Linked DNA regions of Mus musculus: region 2 is linked to region 1. Evidence: chromatin loops called from intact Hi-C (ENCODE). Cell type or tissue: heart. All regions are shown on one strand.

The links. Peaks named below come from ENCODE experiments on the same cell type or tissue, not always from the same donor. Only the 100,000 strongest peaks of a DNase experiment are listed, where the experiment ranks them.
Region 2: it touches region 1 in a loop (6-fold over the local background); 7 of 42 quality-filtered maps call a loop at or near these places.

Annotation. Positions count from the first base shown.
Region 1 is chr1:82,721,038-82,729,037 of GRCm38, forward strand. It overlaps Col4a3 (collagen, type IV, alpha 3), which reads left to right. Exons shown (of 52, transcript NM_007734.2): 52 at 1-1,022. It overlaps Mff (mitochondrial fission factor), which reads left to right and starts at 3,853. Exons shown (of 9, transcript NM_029409.3): 1 at 3,853-4,047; 2 at 6,191-6,299. C430014B12Rik (a long non-coding RNA gene) reads right to left here and starts at 4,884. Exons shown (of 4, transcript XR_865578.3): 1 at 3,750-4,884. In heart, no CTCF peak of the experiment used is centred here; a DNase peak (open chromatin) is centred at 3,854; H3K4me3 peaks cover 1,911 bases; H3K27ac peaks cover 1,531 bases; H3K27me3 peaks cover 396 bases.
Region 2 is chr1:82,312,896-82,320,895 of GRCm38, forward strand. It overlaps Rhbdd1 (rhomboid domain containing 1), which reads left to right and starts at 3,684. Exons shown (of 7, transcript NM_029777.3): 1 at 3,684-3,753. In heart, no CTCF peak of the experiment used is centred here; a DNase peak (open chromatin) is centred at 3,656; H3K4me3 peaks cover 1,691 bases; H3K27ac peaks cover 1,314 bases.

The sequences.
Region 1 (8,000 bases):
GACCCCCAAATCACCACAAGTTTTCTGCCTCAGCCACCCAGAATTTTGTTTTCAAAGTTTTCATCATCCTCTCATGTTCTCCACTCAATAGGCACACACCCAAGAAACTGGCCACAATCCTTTTCACCTTTGTCTCTCTTTAAAACTCACTGGTGACTTTCAGGGTAATCTATTTCACTACTAGACTGGTGCTGATGTCACAACAGCTACCCTTCATTTGCTCATAGGCCCCTTTCTTCTTCTGTCCTCTTATCAGTATTTAAAACAGGTAATACTGGACACCTTAATGCCCAAAGAAGCCATATCAACAGTCAGTCATTTGTACTTCTAAGAGTGAGCAATAAAATACAGCCCGTGCATAGTACTTCCCAGATGTTTATGAGTAAATTATACATTTAAAATTCAATTTCCTATGTGGCTGGAGAAATGGTTCAGTAGTTCAGAGTGCTGGTTTCTCTGCAGAGAACCCAAGTATAGTTCTCAATACCCAGGTCATGCAGCTCAGGACTGCTCAAAGGGACCCCGCTGGCCTCCAAGGATACCCACATATAGGTGGCATTCAAGGATACCCACATATAGGTGGCATTCACTAGCACAGGCACTGCCACATAAATACAAATAAATCTTTCAACATTTTTAACTGATTAACAAAACGTTTGTTTCAATTTTGGTGCTTCAACTTTGGAGTTTCACAGTGTGCTAAAACAACCAACTTGTCAATTGTTCTTTTTTTGCAAGATAACACATTATTAATTTATTTATAAAAGTATTAAAAATGTTTAAATTTGAATTTTATTGTTAATTTTACAAAGGTTTTCTATATTTCAAATGTAGCTTGCTACCACTAAACTTAATTTAATATTCTTCTCAATAACCACTTGAAATTTATTTAAAATATATCAAATATTTTATATTGTTATATCCTGACAAAATTATAATGTATTACAATGTACTAATATTTCTGTAAATATAACTAAAGTTCTATTGTTTTGTCAAAATAAAAGAAAAGGAACAATTCTATCATATTTTGGGTTTTTTTTCTAGTGGAAGATAGTTTATTTTGGACTGTAAAAATAATAGTCACTATAAAGCAATACACAACTTTGAAATTAAGAAGAATATCAAAGAATACTAATTTTCACCGAAAATAACCATCAAATTAAGATAGTAAGAGATAACTATAGTATTCTGAATCTTGATGCCTAAAAAAGTAACCTTGCCATAAACGAGAAACAGTAACTGAAGAATGTCTGAGTTGAAAAGGGGAAATAAGGTAAAACCTATCAGGGTTTAATCCCTAATGGGAAACCTAAGTAGCAATGGCTAGAAGTCATGCATCAGGATGAAGCTAAACTAAGTGGATGAGATTATTTGGTTTTATATATTATGAGGTTATAGAAAAAGCCAATGGCATTAAGTCACAAACAGAAATGTACACATGAGTGAGAGAAGAAAAGGAAGACCCATCATGAATCTATAATACAGGACACAAGAAGGAATAGACTTCCATGTGCATGGAAGAAGCACCATTCATGCCACATAACTTTTCATTTAAGACTGTATCACACACTATTAGGTGCTCTGACATTCTATGAAACACTGTCTTGTTTAATAGACTCACATGATGCCCAAAGATAAATGATAAATCAGGGTTACAGAAGAAGACCTGGGTTTGATAACTGAATTATGGATCTTTATTTAAAAGTCATTTCAAAACTTTGAAAAGAAAGGGCTAGGGACAAAAGAAAAAGAAGTCTGCAACATTTAAGAAGTGTAAGGGAGCAATAAGACCCTTGATAGGTTATTTCTCTGCTGCTGCTGAAATCAACCCATTTAAACCAGATTAGATTAGATTAAAGACAGGTTTATTGGGAAGATGCTGTCCGGCAAATGGGTGAGTTCACTGGTGCCAAGGACTGAGGACAAGGAAGTTGCCATGGGGAAAGGGAGGGATAAGAGAGAGAAAGGAGAGAGAAGGGGAAAAAAGGAGAGGGAGAGGAAGAGGGGTGAGAAAGAGGGATGAGTGAGAGGGAGAGAACACATTTAAAAGTCTTGATAATGTATGGCTTACCTAGCTTATCCATACTTACCCCCAAAGGCCTTGACTTGGAATGACAGGATAATGTTATTTAATCTGTCCGTAAAGGAGGATTACTTGTCACTATAAATTAGCAGGACACACCACCCACAGTAGGCCCCTTTGAAATAAAGATTATTTTGAGACAAAGACACTTAAAAAGTGTCTTCTCACATTTTTACAATTTACTACAATGGTCAGCTTCTGATACAGATTATAGATCCTAAGAACTTCTTTGTGTCTTCATTTTTCAATATTCCAACATACAAGCAAAAATTACTAATTAAAAGTGTATGCTTCCATTCTGTTCACCTGCTGTTTTATGCCAATTTAATTGGGGTCTCACTGAGACCTTCAGAAGGTAAAGGGAAATTTTGCTTATCTTAAACCAATATTAGGAAGGACACACAAGAATGAAATTCAGAAAGTTTGACACATTATTTTGAAGGAAAATAACACTTCTGGGGGATCATCTGAGATTTTCTTTGTTTGGGTTTTTGTTGTTGTTTTGAGTCAGGGTTCATTGTGTAGTGCTGGCAATCCTCCCACCCTCTTACTTCTGGTTCCTTAGAACTGTAGTTATAAGAATGAGCCAAAGATTGACTTTGGAAGTATTTTTAGATTCAAGACTATATCACTTGAGTAAATACTCTTCCTTTGCACAAGGGAGTGAGAAATTTGTTCTAGAATCACAGCTCATATCCACAAGCTTATGTCTCTTATATAAAATTGATGGTTGCAGATAACCTATGCACATCCTCACAAACACTTAAAACTGTTTCTAGATTACATATATTTAAACCAATATAAACATGTTAGACTCTATTAGTAGGAAATAACCACAAGAAAAAGAGCATGTATGGGCCTGGAGAGATGGCTCAGTGGTTAAGAGTTCTTCCAAAGGTCCTGAGTTCAAATCCCAGCAATCACGTGGTGGCTCACAACCATCCGTAATGAGATCTGACGCCCTCATCTGGTGTGTCCAAAGAAAGCTACAGTGTACTTACATATAATAATAAATTAATCTTTTTTTTTAAAGTATCAAGGTGTTTACTGTTTAAAAAAAAAAGAGTGTGTATGTTTGATATAGATAATGACACAGGCCTTCCACTCAATACTTAGCTGAGGCTGGTCTGGAACTCTTGATCCTATAGCTTCTAGCTCCTAAGTCCCTAATACTGGGATTTCAAGAGTGTGGCACCAGGCTCAACTATAATATGGAACAGATTGTAAAAAAAAAAATTCTTTAACCCTGGTTGGTTGTCACCAAGGATGAGAAACAGTGGGTGAAGTTGCTAGGTTATGAAAATAGAGGCACACGTCGTATTTCCTGATTTGGCTTCCCGTCTATCCTTCTATGAGCAAGTATGGTTCTTGCCTTCCAGAGGGGAGCCACAAGTTGGGTGTTTAGATTTGAAAGAGATTTCTGACCCCTACTATCTTGAAACCCAATTCAGCTTCCCCTTTTCTCGGATTCTTAATTTGTAAGTTTTAGGGAAATCACAATTAGACTGCTGAAGAATTACTTCCAATATTTAGTTATATATGCAAATTCGCGGGCCACCATAAGAATTTTTATTCAGGCGTTCCTTTAAAACAGGTTACCAGTTTACCTGCAAACGCAAGGTTCTTAAAGATCGCAAAGTCTAGAAACCCCCTCAACAGGAATCACCTGAGACGGAAGTACTTTGCCCACGACAAAAATGGCTCCGCGTCGACGTCTCAGGAGCCTGCATGCAACATCCGCCCTTCTCTCGTCACATGACCAGAAACCTACTTCCGCTACGGCTCCTGGAAGGGGTCAGTCCTGGCCGTTCTCGCGTCTGTCCCGGCCCGTCGCGGCCGCTCCGCCGCTTCTTTGCCCGGGCGCCTCGGTGCGCTCGGTCAACGGCCTCTGCGAGCGCTCACCCGAGTGCCCCGGAGCCGGCGGGCGGCGACCCTCTCTCCGGGGACTCTCCAGCAGGCCCAGGGTGAGTGCTCTAGTCTCCCCAAGCAGGACTCCGGGCCTAGCGCCGCGGCAGTGACACCCCTCTCCAGACTGGGCGGAGCGGCCCCGGCCTTGGCCCGTCATCAGGTCCCTGCCCTGTAAATATTTGGGACCGGCTTCTTCACCGTTTCTACCTCCGCATCTTGTTCTGTGAAACAAAAATCGAATTTTACTGACAAAACGAAAAACACCTATTAGTTTGGGGTTAGGAAACGGAAGGAAGCCTGTGAGTTTGGATCTGGGCTTTTTCGGGCATCTCTTCCACGGGCCCAAGCACCTCGCAGTTTGACCTTGAGTCTGTCGCGTTTAAAAGTAACTCTTTGTTTTGTGTAAAATCCGTATAACTAAAGGCCTTTGGGAGACCCCGGGCTGGCCATAGCATCCTTGCTCGCTGGAGGCGTTGCGGGCTATACCCCCGCACCCCACGCTAAGCTGGGGTCCAGGTCCCCCATAGCCCCTGACCTCCATTTGCTAAAAACTTGTCATTGCAAAACAAACAAGCAAACAAAAACAAGAAACAAACAAACAAACCAGCGTCCCAGTCCCACTAGCTCAGGAGCAGGACGCATTTTCTGGGAAGAGCAACGCTGTCTCTGAATTGGTGGTGCTCTCTAATTCCAGAAGACTAAAACTTGTGCCCAATAATGCTAAGCAGGCCTCCCACGGGGAGCCAGTGAATGGGGATGCCCTTTTTCCCAGGTGAGAAACATTCCTTTCTCCCTCAGTCGCTTTGGCTACTAATGAGATTCCCCAAAGAAAAACCTTTAGGGAAAGTAGGACCATTGAGCCCTATTTAGTATTCTGAGCGCAACTAGATTGCTTGAGGAGGGGTGTGTATGTGTGTTTATATGTGGATAACGGGTTGTCTAATTTTTGGTTTCGAGGACCTGTGAATTGAGATAGCTCCTCAGTGGTGTCTCTGAGTACATGTTTTTTTACTGAACTACTGGAAGGAACTGTGTTAGCTCTCTTCCTGTCTGATAGGGCTGCCTCATTTTAGATTTACAAAGTTTCTTCTGTTACTCTCTCCTTGCTGTTGTGACATTTTTGTTGTTAATAGATACGGGGGGGGGGGGTCCCTTTAGTAGGTTTTTGGGTTGTTTATATAATTCTAGATGTGAGCCCCCTGCCATATGACTACCCAACAAAGATCCCGTAGAATCTCTCTACTCTTAATTTCTACAGAAAGTTTGTATGTTACATGATGCCAGTTCTTGCTGGTGTTTCCTCAGCCTCTCGGAGCCCTTTGCAGAAAGTCCTTGCCTGTGCCTGTGTATCTTCAAGGTTTTGACTCAGAGCTTCAGCAGTTCTTAGATTAGACCTTTGATTCACTGCGACTTAATTTTTTTAAATAGTTTTGGTTTTGTTACATATGTTTATATGCGTACAGCAAGTTTATGGTTCAAAGGTAGTGAATATTAATTAAGGGTAAATAGTCCCTTAAAAATAGATTTGTGTTTTTAAAAATGAAAGCCAACCTAAAGAAGAAATTGAGTGTAATGTACGGGACCCCGATGAAATTGGAAAACATTGCGGATGTTTGGGTGTGGCCTAGAAAGTGGAGCTGTGGTATCAGATAGGAGTCTGAAGGAGATTTATCTCAAGGTATACAACAAGCATGTAATGACCAAAGACGTGGGAGTAAAACCTTAGCCCCAAATTAAGTTTATTTGTTACCAAAGAATACCCAAAGTACCATAGTTTTAATGAGAAAGAAAAAATAATTAGGTCCTCCTCTGTTTTATTGAAACATACAATCTAAAAACTGAGGCAGTAGTATTGTCTTAATACAGTCCTCATTTTGTGGTAACCAACTATAAAATTATTACTGTTGTTAGTTCATAACTGCAATTTTGCTATTGTCATGAATTGTATTATAAATATCACAAAAGTGTCCAACCACTGTGGTAGTCACTCAACAACCATAGGGGTCGAGACCCTCGGGTTGAGAGCTGCTGCCTTACATGGTGACTGTCTGTTCTAAGACATCAAAATTTGGTACTTTTGAAATTCTTTGTTTATTAGTGTAAAGTTGTAAATCTTTGTGGCTTTTATTTAAAGATTTTCTAGCTAAGTCCCTAACAACGGTATCATCTAGTTTCTCAGTCGCTGTTCTCCTCCCGCAGGGATAAAAGTGGCTCTCACCCTAGCACATGTGCATCGGAGCAATTTAAGGAGTTAATATGAAGCACAGAAGCAGATAGTGCCAAATAGCAAGCCTGTTGTTTCACATTTGTAAGTAAAATTTTCTCTTTGTCTCTGTTTTCTTAGTCTTTAAGCCATCTGTATGTGTCAGTTCCTCAAAAAGCAGACATTTGGGCAAAAAGAATGAAATAAACTAGTTGAGAGTCATAGTCCAACTATGCTTAGCGCACTAAGCAGTCCCCAAGGAGTATACTCATAAGGTATAGAGTATGTTTCTGGTTTTATTTGTTTGTTTGTTTTTTAAATCGATGATGAAGACATCTATATTGCTTTAACCTTAAGTTTACAGAATACCTCTGTCTCAGCACAGTGGCATTTGTACTGTGTGTGGTGCTGTATTGCTCTTGACTTAGAATATGCTTCTCTGGGAATTTGGTGTAATTTGTCCTCCTTTTCAGGAAACCATCACTTACACATCAAATTTTTAGGCAGCCTCAAACAGGTTTCCTTTTACCCTTGTATTTTTATAACCTATTGGAATATGGCTAAAGGTGTCTCCTGGTAGCCATCCTTCTCCCCATCTGACAACACATTTGTCTATGGAATGATGGAACTTTCATTTACCCTGATTGCAGAATCATGAAATGGGGACTGTCCTTCAAACTGTCTTTCTGACTATGAGGTATCGTGGAGTGACAGTTGAAACATTTAAAATATGGTTTCTCAAACGGAGCCATTTTAAGTCAATCACTACCTTTATTCATAGTTCTCTTATGAAATGATTGTTGAAATACTGATTTTTATTCTTTCTTTTTTACAGCTGGAAAGCAGTGCCCGTGTTGTTATGTACACCTCCAAAAACAGTTGAGCTCTGTAGGGAAGTGTTGTGTAAAGTAAACACCAGCAGGGTAGCAGTGTCCGTAGCTATTGTAGACGTGTGTCTGCTCTGTTAAAATGAGTATGAAAACGGGCAGTGAGACATCACTAGGAAGGTCAGTGACATTTTTTTCAGTTGAGCTGGTATCATAGGTTTGACAGACAGCGTCAAAGCTGCTTGCCATAAGCTAGCCATACTTTTTAATGCTTTTCTTGGCATTTTTTTATTTGGGGGCAATCATGCTTTCAACTACATCTCCCTGGAGTCATGGATCCCTCTCCAATTTAAAAGCTCACTCAGTGCAATTGTACTATTTTTTCCCTCAAAAGATATTTGATGCTTCTCAAAACTATGTGTATAATAAATACAAAATTAAATATGGGTTAAGAATATGAACATTTAACCACATAAAATGAATGTGTACATTAAGGGCTTATTGATATAATCCATGTATTTGGTATTCATTGGATCTCCATCAAATTCATGTTCAATAAGAAGTTTTGATTTGCATTTTGTGATTTTTGAGGGAGCTATCCTTTTTTGTTTTGTTTTGTTTTGTTTGTTTTGTTTTTTTGTAAATTAAGCCTTAGCCTTACTTACCTTTGGAGTCTGATTGACTGCATTGTTATTAAGTCCAGGCAAGGTTCTCCCTCATAATTAAGGGTTTTTTTTCTTTGCAGTTTTAGAGATTAAGCCAGGGCTTCATGCATGTTAGGGACGCACTCTACCTCTGAACTATGCTCTTAGCCTCCTGAGTGGGAATTTTTAATTTTATTTTAGGCATTTTTGAATTATAAGGAGCATGCATGTGTGCTTGCACACAGAGAATGTTTGTGTGTGCATTTGTATTGCAATTGTAGAATACTTTAGAAACTTGCTCCTTACCGATATCTTCAGGGTTCGTTTTCAGATGA
Region 2 (8,000 bases), 410 kb before region 1:
AGGGAGTGAACATGGTCCAGCCAACATTTTGATACTGGACTTGCAGCCTCTAAAACTGAACAGTTGTGTAGCTGATATTTTAGGTCACCCAGGTCATAGTTTTCTTCTCTTCTTTTCTGTTCTGTCCTCTTTGTCTCTTTCTCCTCCTCCCCTCCTCCCCTCCCTCCCTCCTTCCTTCCTTCCTTCCTTCCTTCCTTCCTTCCTTCCTTCCTTCCTTCCTTCCTTCCTCCTCCCCTCCCTCCTTCCTTCCTTCCTTTTCTTCTGTTTCTGTCTCTGTCTCTGTCTCTGTCTCTCTCTCTAACAATCCTAGAAAATGGAGTCTTTTTTTTTTTCTTGAACAAGTTTTATCAGTTTAAATCTAAGACCTCGTTTAGTTTATTTACAACACTTACCTTATTAACATAAATTTATGCAGTTTCTTGTCATCTAAATTCCTGTAGAATGGGTTGGGTGATATAGTCATTTCATGCCTCGTTTGGGACATTTAGTGTGGTTTTCTTTTTCCTTTTGGTAAATTGAATCTTTTAAAATCAGATTTTAATTTTTATTGATTTTCCTCCATTTTTATGTGTATTAATTCGTCTTTTATGTTCTCTGTGTGTGTGTTGCTCATTTTAACTACTCCTAAAGCTAAGCTATTGGGACATTTCCCCACTATGTTGCTTTAAAGCAGCACTGTTAATGTGGGTCAACATCATCACTTTAATGGAACTGGGACATCTCTGCATTTCCTTCTTGTCCAGTTAAAACTGCTCTCTAATTCTCTTTGCCTTTTTAGGCATTACTCAGTGGCTAAATTTTTTAATTCCCAAATGTATTTCTTTTGTTGATTCCTAATTTAATTTTATTGTCACCATCGAGGATACCCTGAATGATGCCGTTAATTTTAAATTTATTCACGTTTGTTTTATGATGCACCATATGGGGCTATCCTGGAGAACAGATATCTTAAATTAGCTATAAATTCTGCTGTTATTAAGTAGAGTGGTCTGCACTTACTATTTTGGTAGTATTTTTTTTTTGAAGTTTCTATATACTTAATGGTTTTCAGTCTAATTTCCTACCCATTGTTAAGAGTATTTAAATATCAGACTTTTGCTGTGTGCTTCTTAATTCATTTCCTCTGACATACCCCGCTGCGCAGCTCTGGAACCTTGTTCCTGCTAGGCAGGCACTCTAACATTTGGATACACCCTAAATTCCCAATGCTACCAATTTTATCTTCATGACCTTAGAGTTATATTGTTGGATATGTAGACATTTACAGTTCTTGTCTCTTCTTAATGTTTTGGCTATCTTATCACAGTGAAATCTTTTTTTCCTCACTACGAACCTTTTAGTTTTGTAACATCTATTTTCTATGGCCATTATAAGTCTCTTAGGGTTAGTGCGGGTGTGTGTGTGTGTGTGTGTGTGTGTGTGTGTAGTCTACTATTAAGTGTTGATAATCTTATCACGACACTTGGCCCAATTTTGCCCTGTTATAGTTCTCATAGCCGAATCATCTAATTTGAAAGCTGTTCCATAAGAAGGATGATAGACAATCTCTAATCAACGTAACCCATCTTTTGAAACAGTTTGAGTGTAATATATTTGATTCATTAGAAGCTGTGAGAGATAACAACAAACTCCTCCTTTACAGGATAATCCAGTTTTTTGGTACACTGTGTTGTTGTCTGGCATCTTTTCTCCTTCAGGGTGGATTCTGGAAGGTGGGAATGTCTATCTGCCTTTCTGCTAGTTTCCACCCAGTTATGAAATGTTCAAAGGAGGTAACCAAACCCCCAGTTTCAACACAGGCACCATATTTTATGAACATTAATTTGAGTCAAATGGCTAAGAATTGTTGCTTGTCCCTCAAGGGTTAGATACAATTTAAAACTGCACACCATAAATATATTTCATATACTAAATGGAATATGCATAATAATATCTTAGCTGACAAGTAAAATACTTTTGAGAACTTAAAAATTATAATTTTTACAAGGTAATGTAACAATGACTTGCTTTTCTACAAAAACGTTAGAGGACTTAGTCTGGCTTTGAGTCTTTAGTAATTTTAAGCTTTGTTTACATGTAAGAATTCTGACTGTCCCTCTATTAAAGTTTAGGCTAGGAAATTATTACCCAGATAATGGGAACTCCTGATATTCTTGCATCTATTTTCCAAGTGGAGAGATTACAGGTGTTTGCCCCTATGTCTGGTGAGGTCATTAAAAAAATGGTTTTTCTCTGTCCTCTTATATGCCAATGAAACATTTTACTCATATTTAAAATAGGATTAAAATGTTTTTTTTCTTTACTTTTTATGATTCAGGATGTCATATAGACTAAGCTGGTCTTGAAGTTATATAGCTGAGGCTGTCCTTGAACTCCCAATCTTCCTGTCTCTACCTTCAAACTGTGGGGTCATTAGTGTTCACCATCACAGCCTGCTCCCCAAGAACATTCCTAAGCCCTGTCTATTTACAATTGCATTTTTTTTGAGATTACTGATTTGAGACTTGATTTGCGGCTCTTTTAAAGTCACTTCTGCACTTAAAAACAAGATAATAACAAAAACAGTGTAAGTATAGAAAGGGGTAGACTGACAGAGAATATAAAGCAAGAGTATATTAATGGAATGGATGCATAGAATTGGTGGGAAGAACAAATAGAGACCTCTCCTTTTGAGAAATTGCATTCATGTTTTCTTCCTAAGGAGATATATTTCTACATGCAATTTAGTTCCCCCTACTCACTTGGGTTCCATTTCCAGGAATGCAGTTTCGCAATGTCAGTCTTGGACTTACATACCCCCCCACTTTTTTTTATACCTGAAAGGGGTTAAATTATAAGAATTCATTCTTGAATTTGCTAAGAATTTTGTCACTTGAAATTCTCATCTATATCTCCTAATAGTGTGGGAAATTTTCATTCAAATTCCAACTACAAGGGAAAATTTTTTAGGAGAATTTCTTCTGTTATACAATAGAAGATTAACTTTTGGGGGACTGGGAAGTTTTTAATATGCTAACTAGACGTGGCTACTAAGCCTTTTGGTAAATATACCTGCACCCAATTCATGCCTTGAAAAGGTGGAGCTCTCCTCTAATTACTAGAAAAATAATTACACCAAACATCGTTTTCTTGTAGGACACAAATGCAGCATTGCCTTTAGAAGAAGCTGCCCATGAAACTGGTTCCACGTTAGAAGGAGAAAATTGCATCAAACGACCTAAGTCACAAAAACCTTTTCTCACGAGCCCTTAAAGCAGTAAACAGGCTAAGCAGTGTGGCCTCGTGTTTGTGCTTGGGGAATGAAATGTACACCGTGGCCCTGTTTCGCCGGCCTACTTTCTGGGATAAGCAGCTCTCCTGAGGCCCATTGGGAACAGCTACTGTCTCCACCGTCCACTTGGTAGACTACACTGCACCGGGAAGAAACTTTGGCCTTGAGGGAGCTGGCCATAGGCGACTCATGCGCTGTGCGCGTGGTAAGTGATTATTAGTTAGTTATGGCTGTAAAAGCACACCGACACCCTTGTTGCTAAGGGTTGAATAGGATGAGCGCTACGCATTAGCTAGAGGAAGCCGAAAAGGCAGTACGAAGCACGGAGCATGCGCAGACTGCCGCTCCTTTCCCTAGGCCGCCGGAAGTGGAGCCTGCGGAATCGGCGTCCGTGCCGGAAGTTGAGTCTCCGGATTCGGCGTCCAGACGTAGTGACGCACGAGCGCGGGAGTACGTGAGGACGCAAGCGGGTCTTAGAGAGAGTGAGTTTCCGCGTCTCTTCAGCTGAGTGTATGGCATCGCTTTTGTGCGGCGTGTGTTGCGGCTTCCCGGGACCACGGATGGCGGGGCCGGGGCTGAGATCCGGGCCGCTGCGGGCCGGGCGGAAGCGCTGCTATGGGGCCAGCCAGGGTCCGCTGGGCGGAAGTGCTGCTTAGGGACCGGGCGGAGGAGCCGGCCCGCCGGGTCCGGGTCTTCTTCTCCCCTCCGGCCGGCCGGGATGGGGTCGCAGGGGCAGTCGCACCGGTACCGCTTCCCTGGCTCATGGAGATCTAGGCTGCCCGGATAGGCTTTTGCGAGGTTCCTCCGACTTCAGGAAGTTTGAGGCGAAGTTGCATCAGCTTGCACAGAGCTTGCAGTGGCAGGTGGTTGGGGGGGCGGCCACTTCTGTCTCAAACACACAGACCCATCCTAACCTCTGTAAGGCTGTCTGTACCACAGAATAGAGGACAGACATACACCCGAGGGACTTCACCTCTTCTCTTTTCACACATGCCTTTCCGTTTTTCCAAAACAGGCATTATTTAAAACAACAACAACAACAATAACAACTGTAATATCTAATTATTGCACGGTTAAGATTCAGTTGTCAGACTCATTTATAAAAGTCCCTTTCAGTAGCTTCATGACACCAGGTTTTCTTTGGGGGGGGGGGCATGGTGCCAGGTTTTTTGTTTTTTTTTTTTTTTCCCCCTCTACTTTTCATCCCAACGTCCTAACCTCATTTACCTTCTTCCTGCTTCTATTACTGATTCTGCTTCGGATCTTCTAGTGTTCTGGTACATTCCAGGAGAGCAAGTGCTCCTGCCTTGGTCCTGGGTTTGCTCTCCATCAACAGCATCTTCTGAGGGAATTGTTGGCAGTACAGATTTTAGTGTCATACCCCTTTGAGCAAGCCTTTCGGTCCATTCTAGCACTTCCGGGTACTGAGTTCGACGAATAACAGCGTAAAAAGTACTCACTCGTTATGGAATTTTATACATAATGAGGTTAGAGTAAGGTGAGGTATTTTCTAGATCTGGAATCTTGACCGAATCATTTAACTGTGACTTCATAGTACTAAGTGTTGACATGTGAAAACAAGTGGGTAGCAATAACCCATACAAAACACTCCAAGAGAAGTTACTAGACCTGCATGAAGAAAGCGCACAGGTCGTGGAGGAAGGACGAGGTGTAGGGTTAGAGAGCAGTTGGAGTGCATGATTTTATGACTGCTGCAAAGACTTTTATCCCAACTACTTATGAATAGTAAAAATTTAGATACAGGATAGTTATGGATGTCTCACACCTGTAACAGCAATGCTCAGGAGGCTGAGGCAAGAGATATCCTAAGTTTGGAGTCCAGTCAGAGCTACATCATGAGACCCTATGCAAACAGCCACATCAAGCGAGAAAGTTACAGCAGTCCGTTATGCCACTAATTTTATTTACATTGTGGTATTTTAGAAAATGAACTATTAGAAATTGTGCCAAGGTGGTTTAAAGGTCTTTGCCCTTCTTGTTTCTTCAACTTAGTTATACCTAAGTTTGTCCTGTAGTTTGGTAAAGGCCAGACCAGAGTTACAAAGAAGCATACAGTGGTGGCTAGCACCCCGCCACCAAAAGCTGTTTCTGTCCTTAGCTTTTGTCCCTATATATGGTATGGCTCCATCTTAGCAAAGAAGGGCTCATGTCCATTGGGGACGGTCACAGTTAAGTGGACAGGCTCCCAACGGGATGATTTTTATTTTATTTCTCCAAATTACTACATGGAACATTTTCTAAGAACTATTCCTTTCTCCAACGGTTCACCTAGAGGAAGAAATAATCATTTGGGGTCTGAAGCTACTGTTCTTGAGTCTAGGCTCATTACAGTGTTAAAAAGGGTCAGTGACTAGTGGTGGCCTGTGTAACACATAGCTTTGACTAAAGAGCACTGGTGCCAAGGCCATGCTGAGACTCCAGAATATTATGGGCAATAAATTGTCATGTAAATATATCACTTGTGATACCTGTTTCTATCCATAATAGTTAACCTTACCACCAAAGTGATACTGTCCCATCATGAAGCGATTGTTTTTCAGAGACTCCTAATGTTTTATTATTTTCTGTGTAAGATAGATAGATAGCTGTGGTTCTGGGTCAGGCAAGCCCTGCTTGAATTCCTCCCTCTGTGTATTGATTATGCCCCATAGACAGATTAGCTTCCTTCCAGTTTTAATTTCTCCTGTAAAGTAGAAGCTACCTAAGTTAAATGAGATGCTGTGTTAACTGTTACTACTACATTATATGTTAGGTAATGTCTCTTTTTGAAAGGGGAAGATATAATGTTTAACATTTAATTCTGACTGCCCTGTTAATTTCCATCTTTTGTTGTTGTTGTTTTTTGTTTTGTTTTTTTTCTTTTTTTGGTTCTTTTTCGAGACAGGGTTTCTCTGAGTAGCCTTGGCTGTCCCTGCCTCTCAAGTGCTGGGATTAAAGGCATGCTCCCCCACGCCCGGCTAATTTCCATCTTTTATGTACTAGGTTGTTTTATGACGTGTTCACTGCTTTTTAAGCGATGGAGATGCTGAACCAAAGCTTTCCTAATCTGTGAGGAAAAAGCAAACACTGGAGAAAATTACAGCTCAGCGTGCCAGAAGAACACTAGTTCTCTCATAATCAGTGATTTCTAGACGTTGTTTTTATAGTTTCCAAATTAGAGATAATTAACTTCAAACTATCTTTGATTGTCCTATGGCCAATTTCATTTGATACAGTCAGCTGTGTCATGTGATGCTGTTATGTTATAGAAGATACTTCTGTAAATAAATGCATAAAAATGTTATTAACCCTGAAGTAATTTTTTCAATACATATGCTTTACAATAGAACACAAGTGTGTTCAACTTTTTAAAAATGTCAAAGTTCTTACTTTTTTTTTCATGCTTCTACATTTAACTGTGAGTGTATGAATGGCATATGCATAAAGGCATTCATAGCAGACCATACTTTTGTTTACTTTGTAGTATATTATATGAGGGTAGGGAACCAAACATTAAAAGTTATATACTTATGTACATATACATTAAATTTATTGTGAAAAACCATTAACTGCTGTTCTTTAATGTTGCCATTATTGCATCCAAGCAGTGATTCTCAGGGTTTTGTTTGTTTCTTTGTTGACTTATTTTGTTTTAACTTGGAGCTTGTTAAGCAGAAATTTACCCAGAAGGTTCAAGAGCTGGGAGGCTTTAAGATCAGTGACATTGGAGTACACAGGTTCCTGGTCCAGAATGTGTCCAGAGAAGTGGGGTTCTGAGGACCTGTGTATGATTAACTGTCAGAGGCAGAGCTCGGAGCATGAGCTGTACCTAAAACTGTGATGGTAGGAGTCTAGATACTGGGGATCCCCTGCCCTGCAGAGTTGCTGGCTTTGTCTCTGGGCTAAGCATATGTCTGGGTTCTCATACAGAGTCCTGGGTGATGATTAAAAACCAAACATAAGGCTCCCAAACACATACAGTCTTCAGTTTGTCCCATATTTTATAGAAACGGGATTCTGTGCAGAAAAACAACAACGAACCCTACAGCTTGTTAACAATCCCTGACACTGTGGCAGCTGTACCACTGTTAAAGCTATTTAGGATTTCAACTTTTGTTCAGTCTCTTAAGTGACTGAGGAAGAGGAACAAAGTCTACAAAAGAAGGATACTTATGTATACAACCCACAGTGATTTTTGTTGGATGATAGCATCTGGTTTTCATTCATATGGTGAAGTAGATTTGTGTGTGTGTGTGGGGGGGTTAAAGTTAATTTAATAATGATCCTCAGAAAAATAATTTCAAATCTAACCATTTGTTAGCTTGTTATTATTAGTGGTGGTAGTAGTAATACTGTCATTTTCACACATTGAGAGGGTTTTCCTGGGGACAGCTGGAGAGTGGGGGAGGGGAGTTACTTTCAATCACGCAGCTGCTGCTTGCAGCATCATGGTGATGATATTTCAAAGCTGGTGGGTAATTCTGGCTGTATTCAGAAAAGCAAATGTGTCATATTTCTGGGATGCAATAGATAGTGTGCAAGCGCCCTTTGGGATCCAGATGATAGCCAACTGACAGTGTGCATTCAGGCTTGCATGTCGGTGTTATTTACCATCTAGTTTCTTGGACGTTGTTACATGCACATCATAATTACAAAGCAATAAAGTCCGGTTCCACTGGGAGACGTCTCATTACGTTATGGACAGGAAGGGAAAATGAAAACGGAATTT